4 separate regions of the Homo sapiens genome follow, and regions 1, 2 and 4 are each linked to region 3. The links are chromatin contacts, found by Hi-C or POLR2A ChIA-PET in ENCODE. All regions are on one chromosome and are shown on one strand. Each heading gives the region's core, a stretch centred on a gene start or an enhancer-like site at or near the end of the contact. The rest is flanking DNA. Distances are from core to core; before and after follow the strand shown.

Region 1 (2,700 bases), core at 195-2,694, 360 kb after region 3:
CCTCCTAAAGAATCGTCTTCTCCCAGTGCCGGAGGAATGAGTCCCCCGTTCTCACCCCGGGGAGCGGTTGCCTCGTGAGTCCAAGGAGAATCCGCCCTTTCGTTTTGCGCAGGTGGAGATCTCGCGGGCCCAGTTCGGAGTCCTGCAAACTGTGAGTGTGCGAGGAGGGCTTGTTTCTGATGAAACCATTTCTGTCCCGTAACAACCCTGAGGGCAGAAACCCTTACAAAAGGAGCCACCGAGAGATTTGCTGTCCGCTTGATACTGGGGCACGGTGGTCCTGGGGGCAGCTTGTCCCGGAAGGGCGCGGGGCGCACTGGCTGGGATCTATAATGGTTGGGGCAGGAGGGTGGGTGGGGAGCCCCTTCTCCATGGCGGCGGGAGGTCTTCGGCGCTGCCCCTGCCCGCGCCTCCCTGCCCACCCCAAGGGCGCCCGACCGTGCGCGCAGGGCAGCGTGGAAAGGGTGGGAAATGCAGGGAGCGCGCCTTGGGGGCTGCCCCATGCTCCCCCCTGTAGCTCCGCGCTCAGGACCCGCGTCCGACTTTGCGTCTCTGGGAACCTTTAAGGCCGGTGAGGGGGGCTGAGCCGCGGCCCCTCGGCTGAGCCAAGCCCTGCCCCACGCAAGGTCCCCAGCCTGGCGCACCCGGCTCCCCAGCGCCGCGCGCCGGCCATGTCCCTTCCCACCCCAGCCCCCCGGGACCCGAGAGCCGTGCGGGGCCGAGCCTCGTGCCCCGAGGCACGCCGAGCCAAGTCACCCCTGCAGCCCGCGGCGCCGGAACTTGGGGGCGCAGTGAGTGGGGGCAGGGCGCCGGGCCGGCGGGCGGTGGCCGTGGCTGGGTGCCGGTTCCTGGCTTTAGAAGTCCTTTCGCATCTTGTTGAATCCGGGGCTGCATTGGCCCTCCGAGCTCTCCGGACTGGCAACGTCGCAGAGACAACAGGTCCTGACCCGGGACAGACCCCACACCCGCGTCCAGGACGTGGGTTTCTTCCCTCTTCCAGGCGAGAGGCCCTCGGACTGGGCGTCGCGGCGAGCCCCCCGTGGTTTCTGTTTGCTTTTGTACGGTCCCCCTTCCCCCCACCACCCTGTCCCGGCCCCACCCGGGCCTTGGTCCCACCGCGAAGGGGCGAGGAGTCCCCGGAAGGGTCGCGATGGCCGGGGAGTCCGGGACCTCGGCTCTGGGTAGGCGCGCCCCGCGACCCAGCGGCGGCGTGGGCGAGGGGCGCTGCGCAAACTACGCGCTCTCGCTGGGGAAACGCCAGCCCAGGCGGGCGGCGGCGGTGAAGGGGATGAGGACCAGGACCCCGTGCCCGGCGGGACTGGCCCCGCACCCCACGCCGCCCCCCTGCGGTGCGCACCGCATCTGCGCCCTAGGCCGAGGCCAGGCTCCGACCCCTCCCCCGCACCGACGTGATTCGGATCGCGCGGTGCTGGCGCCGCCTTCATGCGCCCTGCCTGGCCCCCACCTGGTCCTCTTTCCTTTTCAGGTGGAGGAGATGCCGCTGTCCCGTCGGTCTGGGGACAGCCCAGCTCCCCGGATCCCGGGCTGGAGAGACGCGTCGCGGCCCCGGGGCCTGGTGGCACGAGCAGGAAGGAGGACCCGGCGGCGGGCTCTGCCTGGGCTTGCCTGGGCTTGTTCCGAGCCGGGCTGCTTCTCGGTGACCACGCAGATCGGGGGCATTTGGAGATTTTGCGGGAGTCCTGCAGCCAAGCTCCGGGGCAGGAGAGGCCTGGAAGCCTGCACTACCTGCTCGCCCCGTCCCAGCATGCACCCAGGTAAACGCTTGTGTTTCTCAGTCCGTGCGAAAGTTTGCAAAGAAGGAGGCGGGAACTAGACCAACAACTTTAATAATCATAGTCATAATAATGAAAACCCTGTTCAATTGTGTAGCCTCCGTAAGGGGAAGAATTTCCAAGAAGCAACAAAATGTTCTTTGATTTCATAATCTCTGGGGAGAAAGGATTCCTTTTTTGGGGTTTTGCTCGGCTAGTTCTTTCTTCCCTCCTCTATCTCCAGCGTGGGGCGAGGAAGGCCGACTGGTTCATGGGTGGCAAATGGGGACCCTGGCTCTCTTGCGCTGCTGGCCACGGTGATATTGCAGCAAATGCTCAACCTCCCCAGTTCCTCTCCTCACCTTGAAAGTGGAGGCATTGATACTAGCCACCCATGGTTGCAAAAAACTCGCATGAAAGGGAAAGGAAAAGTGCTTCGGTCACTAAAGTAGCGTTGTCTAAGAGGTCAAGGCTTTGGAAGACTTTTGCTCTAGAAGAGGGGAACGGGAGAGGGGCTTTCAGCCAACCTGGCCCCGAGGTGAACGCGCGCGCCCCCTGCTGGCTGGAGCCCTGTCCAGCCTGTGAGCCGCCAGTGGGGAAGGAGACTGAGGGGAGGTGGTCCCTGGAGTTCCTTGCTCCTGGCCTGGAGCAGCAGGTGCCAGTGCTCCTGAGGCCCCCTCTCTCAGGTTACGTGGATGGGGCCTGTAGCACAGACAGGGCACATGCTTCAGCACCTCCCTGTTTCTGCGTCAGGTGGGGGACATGAGCTAGGCTCTGCAGAAGGTTCCAGAGCCTGGGCCTTCCTGTTGCATCCACACTAGGCTCCTGGAGCCCAGAGGTGGCTGGGATCTCTGCATACATGCATGTGAAACTCTAGCAGATACCAAGTCATGTTAAGGGGGCTAAACGGCCCACTGCAGTTATGTTA
Region 2 (2,717 bases), core at 195-2,694, 380 kb after region 3:
TCAGCCTCCCAAGTAGTTGGGATTACAGGTGTGTGCCACCATGCCCAGTTAAGTTTTGCATTTTTAGTGGAGATAGGGTCTTGTCATGTTGGCCAGGCTGGTCTCGAACTCCTGACCTCAAGTGATCTGCCCGCCTCGGCCTCCCAAAGTGCTGGGATTACAGGCATGAGCCACCACACCCGGCCCCAAAAATGTCTTTAGATATTGCCAAATGTCCCCTGGGTGACAAAATCATCCCCCAAACTGCTGGATTAGAGGCTTTGGAAATGGATTTTCTGTGACCACTGCTTCACCATTGTAAGCTGCCTCTCATTTGGGTGCAGTTTTCTTTGTTCCTTTTCCAAAAAGCTGACCTCATCGGGCCCATTTGTTTGTTTCGTTGACTCACCCAGTCTAACCGCAAGCAGCCTTCCTCCTCTGGGGGATCCCAAATGACTTATCATGGGACTTTGTATGTAAATTTCAAAGATTATTTTCTACTAAATCAGAGGCAGAAATCCTCAACTTCTTTTTTAGCAGCCTTGGTAAATACTTCCTTAGAGTGTTTAAGGGGCGTGCCGCACTCCTGCTGGTGGTCTGATTGTGAACACCTTTGCTGTTCAGTTCCCTGAAATCGCCAAATATTTCCCTCTCCTTTGGGTCTCAGCCCAGTGACTAGCGGATGATCTAAGGGCCAGGGCGGTCTGAGTTGGCTAGTGCACCGGGGATTTTCTTAAGGCCTTTGACCCGGGGACTGGTGTGGGAGGAAGGCAAAGGCCTGGTTGTTTATGAGCAAGGAGGAGTCAGGTCCGAGGATGGAGCCCTTCGGGGTCACTGCCCTGGGCCCTGCCCCTCTCCTGCACATCAGGCCCCTTGGACAAGGCCCGTGTGTTTGCAGGACCCTCTTGGGGCAGCAGAGCAAGGGCTGGCTTTGAGAGAGAGCCTCACTTTTTTGTTTTTTTTTTTTTTTTTTTTTTTAAGTAGAGACGGGGTTTCTCCATGTTGGTCAGGCCAGTCTTGAACTCCTCACCTCAGGTGATCTGCCCTCCTCGGCCTCCCAAAGTGCTGGGATTACAGGCGTGAGCGACCGCGCTCGGCCAGGGCTTCACTTTCAAGCTCAGTGCTGCTCTGAGGGGTGGACACAGCCCTGATGTCAGTAGCTGAAGACCTGCCTGGCCACACTCAGCAGCAGTTAGCCTTCTCCTCCCGCGCCCCGTGAACAAGGCTGTACCCTGGGAGGTTGGGCTCTGTCTGAATTCCATCACAGGTCCTCTCCTGGGCCTTGCCCTGCTTTGTTGCCTCCTTAGGAGGATGTCTTCTGGTTTCCTAGGAAGGGCTTTATATCTTAACATCCACCCTGCATTCAAAACCCAAGTTATCAAGACCACAGGGCACCACAACCCTCCTCTTGGCCTTGCGGTTTCTATTCTTCAGTGACTCCCAGAGGTTTGGCTTGATTGGCAGCTTAGAAGCACATGATTGAACTTGAGCAGTGGTTGAAACTCAGAGTCAGATGCCTGACCCGCCCCAATCCCAGGCACAGAGTCTGACCTCACACCCAGGCTGTGCTGTGTACTCAGTTGTTCAGTATCGACTTGAGCTTGACGGGCATCAGGGGCCAGGGAGTGAAAGGGAAGAGAAGCCAAATCTGGCTGCTAAGGGCTCTCAGTCCTGGAGGGCAGGAAAATAGTGGCCTTGCCGCTAGACCTGATGCCACCTGCCCCTCCAGCTGTACCCCCTCAACACCTTGGGTAATACCTCAAGCCCCACGTCCTCTTCCAAGCCAGATAGGACCCCAAGTGCTGGGTGATCCTTATTGAAGGGTAGGGACAGGAGGGACCCGTGGGATTGTGTGTGCTCAGAGCGGAGTTCAGGGGCACCTGAGGGCAAACTGTCTCTTTGCTCCCAGGGCTGTCCTCCGTGCCTTTACCTGTGCTGGGCCCTGGCAGAGCTCTGAGTCTTCTGGATTCCAGCGTCCATAGTAGCTAGTCTGTCCACTGCTGGAGAAAAGCTGCTTTCCCAAAATAGCCACCCAGGGGGAAAGAGCAGCCCTGGAATTTGACCCTGACGATCACCGTGACGGGGCTGCTGGCCCCACCTGGCCTGACCTCCACGACATCACGGAAGGACTGTTGGTTAGTTGTGGGGGCCAGGATTTTTCCTCTGTCCCCCTCCCCTCTTCTTCTTCCCTTTCTTCTTTCTCTCTGCCAGCTTCAGGTTTGAAATTCCAGTGACACCGAGGGAGATGCTCCAGTGCCTGTCCGGCTGGGGGGCAGGTCACATGGTGGGAGCAGAGAGGGGAGGGCACTTGTGCGCCTGCACCTCTTGGCAGGTGAATGCACACCTATGGAGGGGCCTGGGTGCTGGCAGCGAGCCCCGCTCCCTGCGGCTGTGCCAGGCCCAGAGGCGGCAGCGAGCCCAACAGGTCAGACAGGTGGAGCCAGGCTGGGGAAGCTGCAGGACCAGAGCTGACATCCGATCAATCCAAGGTCCTTCTTTGGCCCACAGAGCAGGTAACCCACCCTTTTCTTTCTTTTTTTTTTTTCTTTCTTTCTTTTTTTTTCTGGTTTAATTCACTGACAACTTTAGGGAACATTTACAACCCGAGAAAAAGGCCATTGAGATTGGGGGGCAATCGCGAATTGTTTGGAGAGGGATTTGTGGTGTTTTGTGTGGAGGAAATTTGGCCTCGGCATTAGAAAAGCATTTCTAATTTTCAGGTCTTTGATTCTGAAAGC
Region 3 (2,700 bases), core at 63-2,562:
AAGGAACATATCCAGGTAGGAATCCAGGCTGCAACTACTCAAGCCAAGATGATCATCCCAGAATAAACTATTTTATGCAAAATATCCTACACTCAAAAATTCCTGTGCCAGGCCGATGAGGTCCTCAAATTAATACTCCAAATATCTGTAAGACTCCGAAAGGACCCCAAGCCACCGGCTGTGATAAAGGAAAAAAGAAAATTACTAATACTCAAAAATATTTTACCTTCTATTCTCGGCGGGAGGTGACAAGGGGAGGTGGCGAGGGGTACCATCTCCCTTCCTAACCGCAGAACTCAACCTCCTAAAAATGCATTGTCTCCGCTGGAAAAAAGGTGCCTGACCATAGACCTAATGCAGCTTTCAAAACAAGGAACACCTTACAATTCTGCGGTCTCTGGCGTTGGAAGCGTCTACCAGCCGGCGAGAAGTGTCTCAACACACCTTCCAGACCTCATATGAGTTCGGGTCCCTGGCTTAGCCACCCCGCGTGTGGCCGCAAGCATCACCGTTCACCAGCACCACCCAGGCCTTGCTGACGTCCAACGTCCGCAGACCTTTTTGCCCGTCCGGATGACCTCCCGCGCTGCCCTGAGGAACCTCGGGCACACCCGAGCATCAGCGATCCTACCACGGGCTCTGAGGCGCTGCGCTTCGGGAGAGGCCCCAGGAGAAGGGGGCGGGGGAGGGGGGGCCGCGCCACAGCGTCCAGGCTGGACCGCCGCCGAGCACCACTCACCGGCCACTGACTCTTCAGAATGGGGAAAAGCTGGGGACGCCGCGGGGAGGACGGGCGGCGGGGCACAGCCGCCCTCGGGGCTGCGGTCAGGACGTAGGGGTGAGGAAGGCCCGACCCCCTCCCTCGGCCCTGCCCACCAGTCCCCGACGCCGGGACTTCCTCCTCCCGAGCGCCGGCGCCGTAGCCCGGGGAAGGCCGGTAACCGCCGCGGGAGGCTGGGGCCGCGCCCGGGGCGAAGGCCGAGGGGACCGCAGGCGGTGGGGCGCGCGCGGCTGGGCCCGGGAACTCACCCGCCGGCGAAGAGGTGAAGCAGCGTGTTCTCCTTCTGCTGGCCGCCCGTCGCCATGGCCGCGCCGGCTCCGCGGCCCGTCGCCGCCCGGTGGCGAGAGCGCGTGGCGGCTCGAGGGATGCGCGAGGTCGCCGGGTCTTGTCTCCCCGCTGCCCTCAGGGGGCTGCCGGCAACGCCTCCATGCGCGCGCGGGCTCCAACGCCCGGCTCTGCTCGGCCCGCGCCTTCCGCGGCGTGGCCGCCGGCGCCTCACCGGCCTCTGCGGCGCGAGCCCGGCGGGGAGCTAGAGCCCGGCGCGCGGCCGTCACGTGGCGGGGGCCGGACCGTGACGTCACGGGCGCGCGAGTCTGGGGCGGGGCGTGACGGGGGTGTGGACCCAAATTTCGAGCGCTCATTGGTTAGGACGCGGATGTGGGCGGGGAGGTTGCGCAGTTCTGGGGCGGAGCCAGCCCCGAGCGAATGACTGGGGAGAGGGGCTGGCCTAGGCCGGAGCGTGGAGGCAGTGGAAACTGGCTGTGACTGACTGGTCCTCGCTCCTCAGAGAAGCCTCGCGAGGCCCTAGGCCTTGCCTTATTTTAAAAGTTTACTTTGTGATATTTACGTGTGCAAAAGGTGTACAAATTACGTGTTACATCTCACACCTCTGTACTCACCACCCCGTTTAGGGAAACAAAAACATAATCTAAAAATCTATAATCTAAACAGCCTTAGATAATCAGTGAGGCCCTCACGGTGGCTCACGCCTGCAATCTCAACACTTTGGGAGGCCGAGGCGGGCGGGCGGATCGCCTGAAGCCAGGAGTTACAGACCAACCTGTCCAAGACGGCGAAACCGTGTCTCTACTAGAAATACAAAAGTTAGCCGGACGAGGCGGCGCACCCCTGTCATCCCAGCTACTTGGGTGGCTGAGGCTGGATAATCGCTTGAGCCCGGGAGGCGGGGGCTGCAGTGAGCCAAGATCTTGCCACTGCACTCCAGCCTGGACGACAAAGCGAGACTCTGTCTCAAATAATTAATAATCATTATCATTATGTGGATTTTTGATCTCCCTATAAGTAGTAGTATATGCTGCGTATATTTTGCAGTATGCTTTTTGCTTCTTTTCTGATCATCTCCAGCCCAGACCTAGATATCCAAACTGCTTCTCTCAGCCTATGTCACTGGGTCATTGTCATACTCAACCTGACATCTTCTAATCTCCAGGTCTCCCCCAGATGGAGACTTTCCTGGCCGCCTTTGCAGCGCAGTCTGTCACACGACTATAGAACCAGGGCTTCTGCAGTTAGTTTGTTGATTTATTTAAGTTGTCCTTCCCATACAGGAATGTAAGCTTCAGGAGAGCAGGGACCTTATTTCTTTTGTTCACAGTTGTTCCTGACACAGTACCTGCCACCTAGTAATGCCCAAGGAGCTAATGAATAAAGGTCCCAAATTGAACTTATCATTCTTCCCCTCCCCCAAACCTGCTCTACCTCTATTTCCTGTCCTGGCAGTGACACCACTGACTGCACAGGCACCAGTGCCAGAAGCTTTCCTGTTACCTTGGACTATGTCTCTCTGTCTGTCTCTCTCTCAGCAGACCACCATTCACCTGCAGAACGTACCAACCCTTTCTCTTCCGTCTCTCAGAGCTCCGGAAAGCTGTACCTTGACCAGAACAAGCAGTTAGATG
Region 4 (2,763 bases), core at 144-2,643, 280 kb before region 3:
CTCAGGGAGTTGGATTCCAGATTGCTTTTGAAGCCTTCCCCAGGTCACATCACACCGCTGTTCCCAGCCGTTCCAGGTCTTCCTGTTGACTGTAGGATCAAGTCCATTCCCCCAATCTGACCTCAGTCTACGTTTTTGGGCTCTTTGCCCACTAGTCTCCTAAATAAGTCCTCTGCGCCCCACAAACCAGTCTCCACCCAGCCTCCAGTGCTGCCAGCCTCCTCCACCCCCACCTGGAGCAGTGACATTCATGGATAGCTCCTCCAGCGGTCTCGAAAAATGAACATTTTAGGGTTCCACTTTTTGCTGTTGGTGTCCCCCTAATGCGAACATCCTGTCCTTGAGGGCTGATTCTTTTTACAATAGTTGTCCCAACGGGGGAAGTCATTTCACCTTTCTGACTTAGTTTCCTTATCTGCAAAATGGAGCCAGTAGTGTCTCATAGGGTACAGTGCCTGCACACACGCCCATCCACGGCTGTTCCAGGCCTTTCCTCCACTGCGGGGGGGTGCCAGGGGTCCAGAGGCGAGGAGGAGGGGGCCGCTGGACGCTGGGAAATTGGGAGGACCCCAAGATCCCTGTAGGGATCCACGGTAGAGGGGGAGGGCTTCTCTGTCCTCTCTATCCATTCGGACCTCCGCATTTCTAAGAACCAGCATCGCACCATGTCACTGAGAAAGAGCGCGCACACCAGCCGCCTTTTGAAAGTCACAAATAGATTCCTTCAGTGAATTCAGGACAGACTCCCCGGGGGCAGGTCCCGGGGCGGGAGCCGGTGTGGGTAGTGCTGCGCGGCCCTTAACTGTTTACCAGGCGCGTTTCGCTGACCTCGTCTCCTGGACCCCCTTTCGTGACCCCTCTCAACACCTCTACTGGGGAGACGAGGACCCCGAGGTTCTGGGGGGCGACGCGACCTGCCCGAAGTGACAAGGGTCCTGGGCCGCACTGCTCCGCCGGGGTCTGCGCTCCTCGGCGGAGCGGGTGGGAAGGATGAGTCCTCGGGGTGGAGAAGGAGGAGCGGGTCCCCGGGTACCGCTCACCCGGCCTTAGGAGCCCGGGAGCGCGCGTAGGGACGCGGAGTTGAGGCTCTCCATCTGCGGCCAGGGAAAGGGATACAGTCCCCCGGGCCCCTCCCGGCCGCTCGGAACCCACCCCAGGCGCGTCCCCGCGGGCGCGCGCTCCAGGCGGGGCCGACGGGCTCGGAGGCGCGCGCCCGCTGCCGGGTCCGCCGCGCGCGCTCCCTCCGCTCCTCTCCCCCGCCCCTCCCGGGCCCGCGCGCTCCCAGGGTCCGCCGCGCGCGCGCCTCGCGTCGCTCCCCATCCCCGCCCCTCCCGCCGCCACCCCGCCCCCGGCCGGGTACCCTCGCCGGACCCGAGAGAGAGCGCCGCCGCCATCTTAGTTGCTGCCGCTGCCTTCAGCAAGACGCTGCTCTGAGGCGGGGAGGGCGCCGCGTCCTGAGCGCGCGGCCCAGCGTCACGGCGGCGGCGGCGGCGGCTCCTCCTTGGACCCCCGGAGCTCCCCGCGCCGCGGAGCAGCTAGCCCCAGGCCCCTAGAGCCCCGAGAGCTCCGAGAGCTCCGCTCGGCGTCCCGCGCGCCTCCCTGCCGCTCCCGCCCCGGGCTGGCGATGCTGCGCCGCCCCGCTCCCGCGCTGGCCCCGGCCGCCCGGCTGCTGCTGGCCGGGCTGCTGTGCGGCGGCGGGGTCTGGGCCGCGCGAGGTAAGCCCCGGGGCTGGGCCGGGCCGCTGGGTCGGTGCGGGATTCGGGTCCGGGTGCAGGATTCGGGTCCCGGTGCGGGGATTCGGGTCCGGGTGCGGGAGTAGGGCCGGATGCCGGGATTCGAGCCGGGATGCGGGGAGTCGGGTCCGAGCGCAGGGAGCCGGGTCAGGGCGTGGGGTTCGGGTTGGGGGTCGGGCTCGCGGAGCCGGGGCCAGGGCGCAGGAGACTGTGGGCGCGCGCTGCAGGCGTCCCGGGGAAGCCAGGCTCCGTCCCGGGCGGGGCTCCTGAGCCTGGGCTGCCCCCACTGCAGCCCATGGTGGTGGCTGCGCTGATTTGGGGGAACGTGCAGACGGGCCGAAGGGTCAGTCCGCCCTGCTCAGCGGCGCACGCAGGCTGGGGCTGCACCCCTGGGTGAGATGCTCTGTGTACGTGTGCTCAGATGTGCATCAGGCGGGGGGTGCACGCACAGTTTTGGTGTGTGCTTACATAAGAGCCCACTCCTCCGCATCCCGTTTCCAAGATCCCGATTCTGTGTTGCTGCACCGCGGACACCACGACTTCGCCCCTTTCCGCCTCCTCCCAGAGTCCTTCAGACGTTGTCTGTTTCCAGTGGAGCCGAGGCTGAAACTTAGTGCTTCCCTCCCACCTTTTCACCCAAAGGTGAAATCGCGATGAGATTTGCGACCGCGGGCTCACCCAGTGTTAGAAATCTCCGTCTCTGCTACCCCTGGTGCCTTGGTGCTGTTTTTCTGACGGTCATTTAGACCGTGGAGGGTTAGATGTTCTCTACAAAAACGAGAAACCTCTCTGGTTTTTTAGGATTGTAGGACCGAAATTATTTTATGGCTCGGTGGGAAGTAGTATTTCTTGGCTAATTTATTATTAGCTTTTAACCTTCATCCACTTAACCTTTTAAACCTTGCATGCCTCTGCTATTGACTGGTCTTGCCAACGAAAAGCTTACGCATTGCAGATACAGTATTTGCTTCTGAGTGGATCTTGAAATCGTAAACATTTTCCTTGGCCTTAGAGCAGAGTAATCTAGGTG

Evidence for each region. A loop is a pair of places that touch in the nucleus more often than their neighbours do. ChIA-PET counts read pairs that join two places held with the same protein, here RNA polymerase II (POLR2A). Pooled maps may share reads with other maps.
Region 1: a pooled map shows a loop between it and region 3 (25-fold over the local background). The contact joins the promoter of MIR34AHG here to the promoter of SLC25A33 in region 3. A Hi-C loop is called at or near these places in 7 of 50 pooled maps. POLR2A ChIA-PET finds 5 or more read pairs at or near these places in 2 of 52 experiments (PC-3 and Panc1).
Region 2: a loop to region 3 is called in a pooled map, with 9 times the contacts of the local background. The contact joins the enhancer-like site here to the promoter of SLC25A33 in region 3. A Hi-C loop is called at or near these places in 4 of 50 pooled maps. POLR2A ChIA-PET finds 5 or more read pairs at or near these places in 2 of 52 experiments (HepG2 and Panc1).
Region 4: a loop to region 3 is called in a map of B cell, with 11 times the contacts of the local background. The contact joins the promoter of CLSTN1 here to the promoter of SLC25A33 in region 3. A Hi-C loop is called at or near these places in 3 of 168 maps with a recorded cell type or tissue (B cell and CD8-positive, alpha-beta T cell), 1 of 37 single-sample maps with no recorded cell type and 8 of 50 pooled maps. POLR2A ChIA-PET finds 5 or more read pairs at or near these places in 1 of 52 experiments (naive thymus-derived CD8-positive, alpha-beta T cell).

The regions. Positions count from the first base shown.
Region 1 is chr1:9,181,082-9,183,781 of GRCh38, reverse strand. It overlaps MIR34AHG (MIR34A host gene), which reads left to right and starts at 1,444. Exons shown (of 2, transcript NR_132742.1): 1 at 1,444-1,775. LNCTAM34A (long non coding transcriptional activator of miR34a) reads right to left here and starts at 1,578. Exons shown (of 3, transcript NR_132738.1): 1 at 1,466-1,578; 2 at 1-149. RefSeq lists enhancers at 1-306, 1,507-1,856, 1,168-2,028, 1,967-2,116, 2,029-2,700 and silencers at 587-696, 707-796, 1,107-1,466.
Region 2 is chr1:9,161,782-9,164,498 of GRCh38, reverse strand. The region is part of intron 1 of MIR34AHG (MIR34A host gene); the gene reads left to right. Among named protein-coding and RNA genes, the nearest start is that of MIR34A, 11 kb to the right of the region's middle. RefSeq lists an enhancer at 245-574 and silencers at 1,505-1,574, 1,725-1,794. Within about 2 kb of position 1,444, at least 31 of the 41 ENCODE cell types and tissues checked have a DNase peak (open chromatin) inside an H3K27ac peak, as active enhancers do; they include Panc1, where a contact is called at or near this core.
Region 3 is chr1:9,538,077-9,540,776 of GRCh38, reverse strand. SLC25A33 (solute carrier family 25 member 33) reads right to left here and starts at 1,312. Exons shown (of 7, transcript NM_032315.3): 1 at 1,030-1,312. The coding sequence starts at 1,085. RefSeq lists enhancers at 457-586, 1,253-1,547 and silencers at 657-1,016, 1,037-1,556.
Region 4 is chr1:9,822,595-9,825,357 of GRCh38, reverse strand. It overlaps CLSTN1 (calsyntenin 1), which reads left to right and starts at 1,393. Exons shown (of 19, transcript NM_001009566.3): 1 at 1,393-1,715. The coding sequence starts at 1,625. RefSeq lists silencers at 1,132-1,191, 1,212-1,261, 1,432-1,581, 1,592-1,671 and an enhancer at 803-1,519.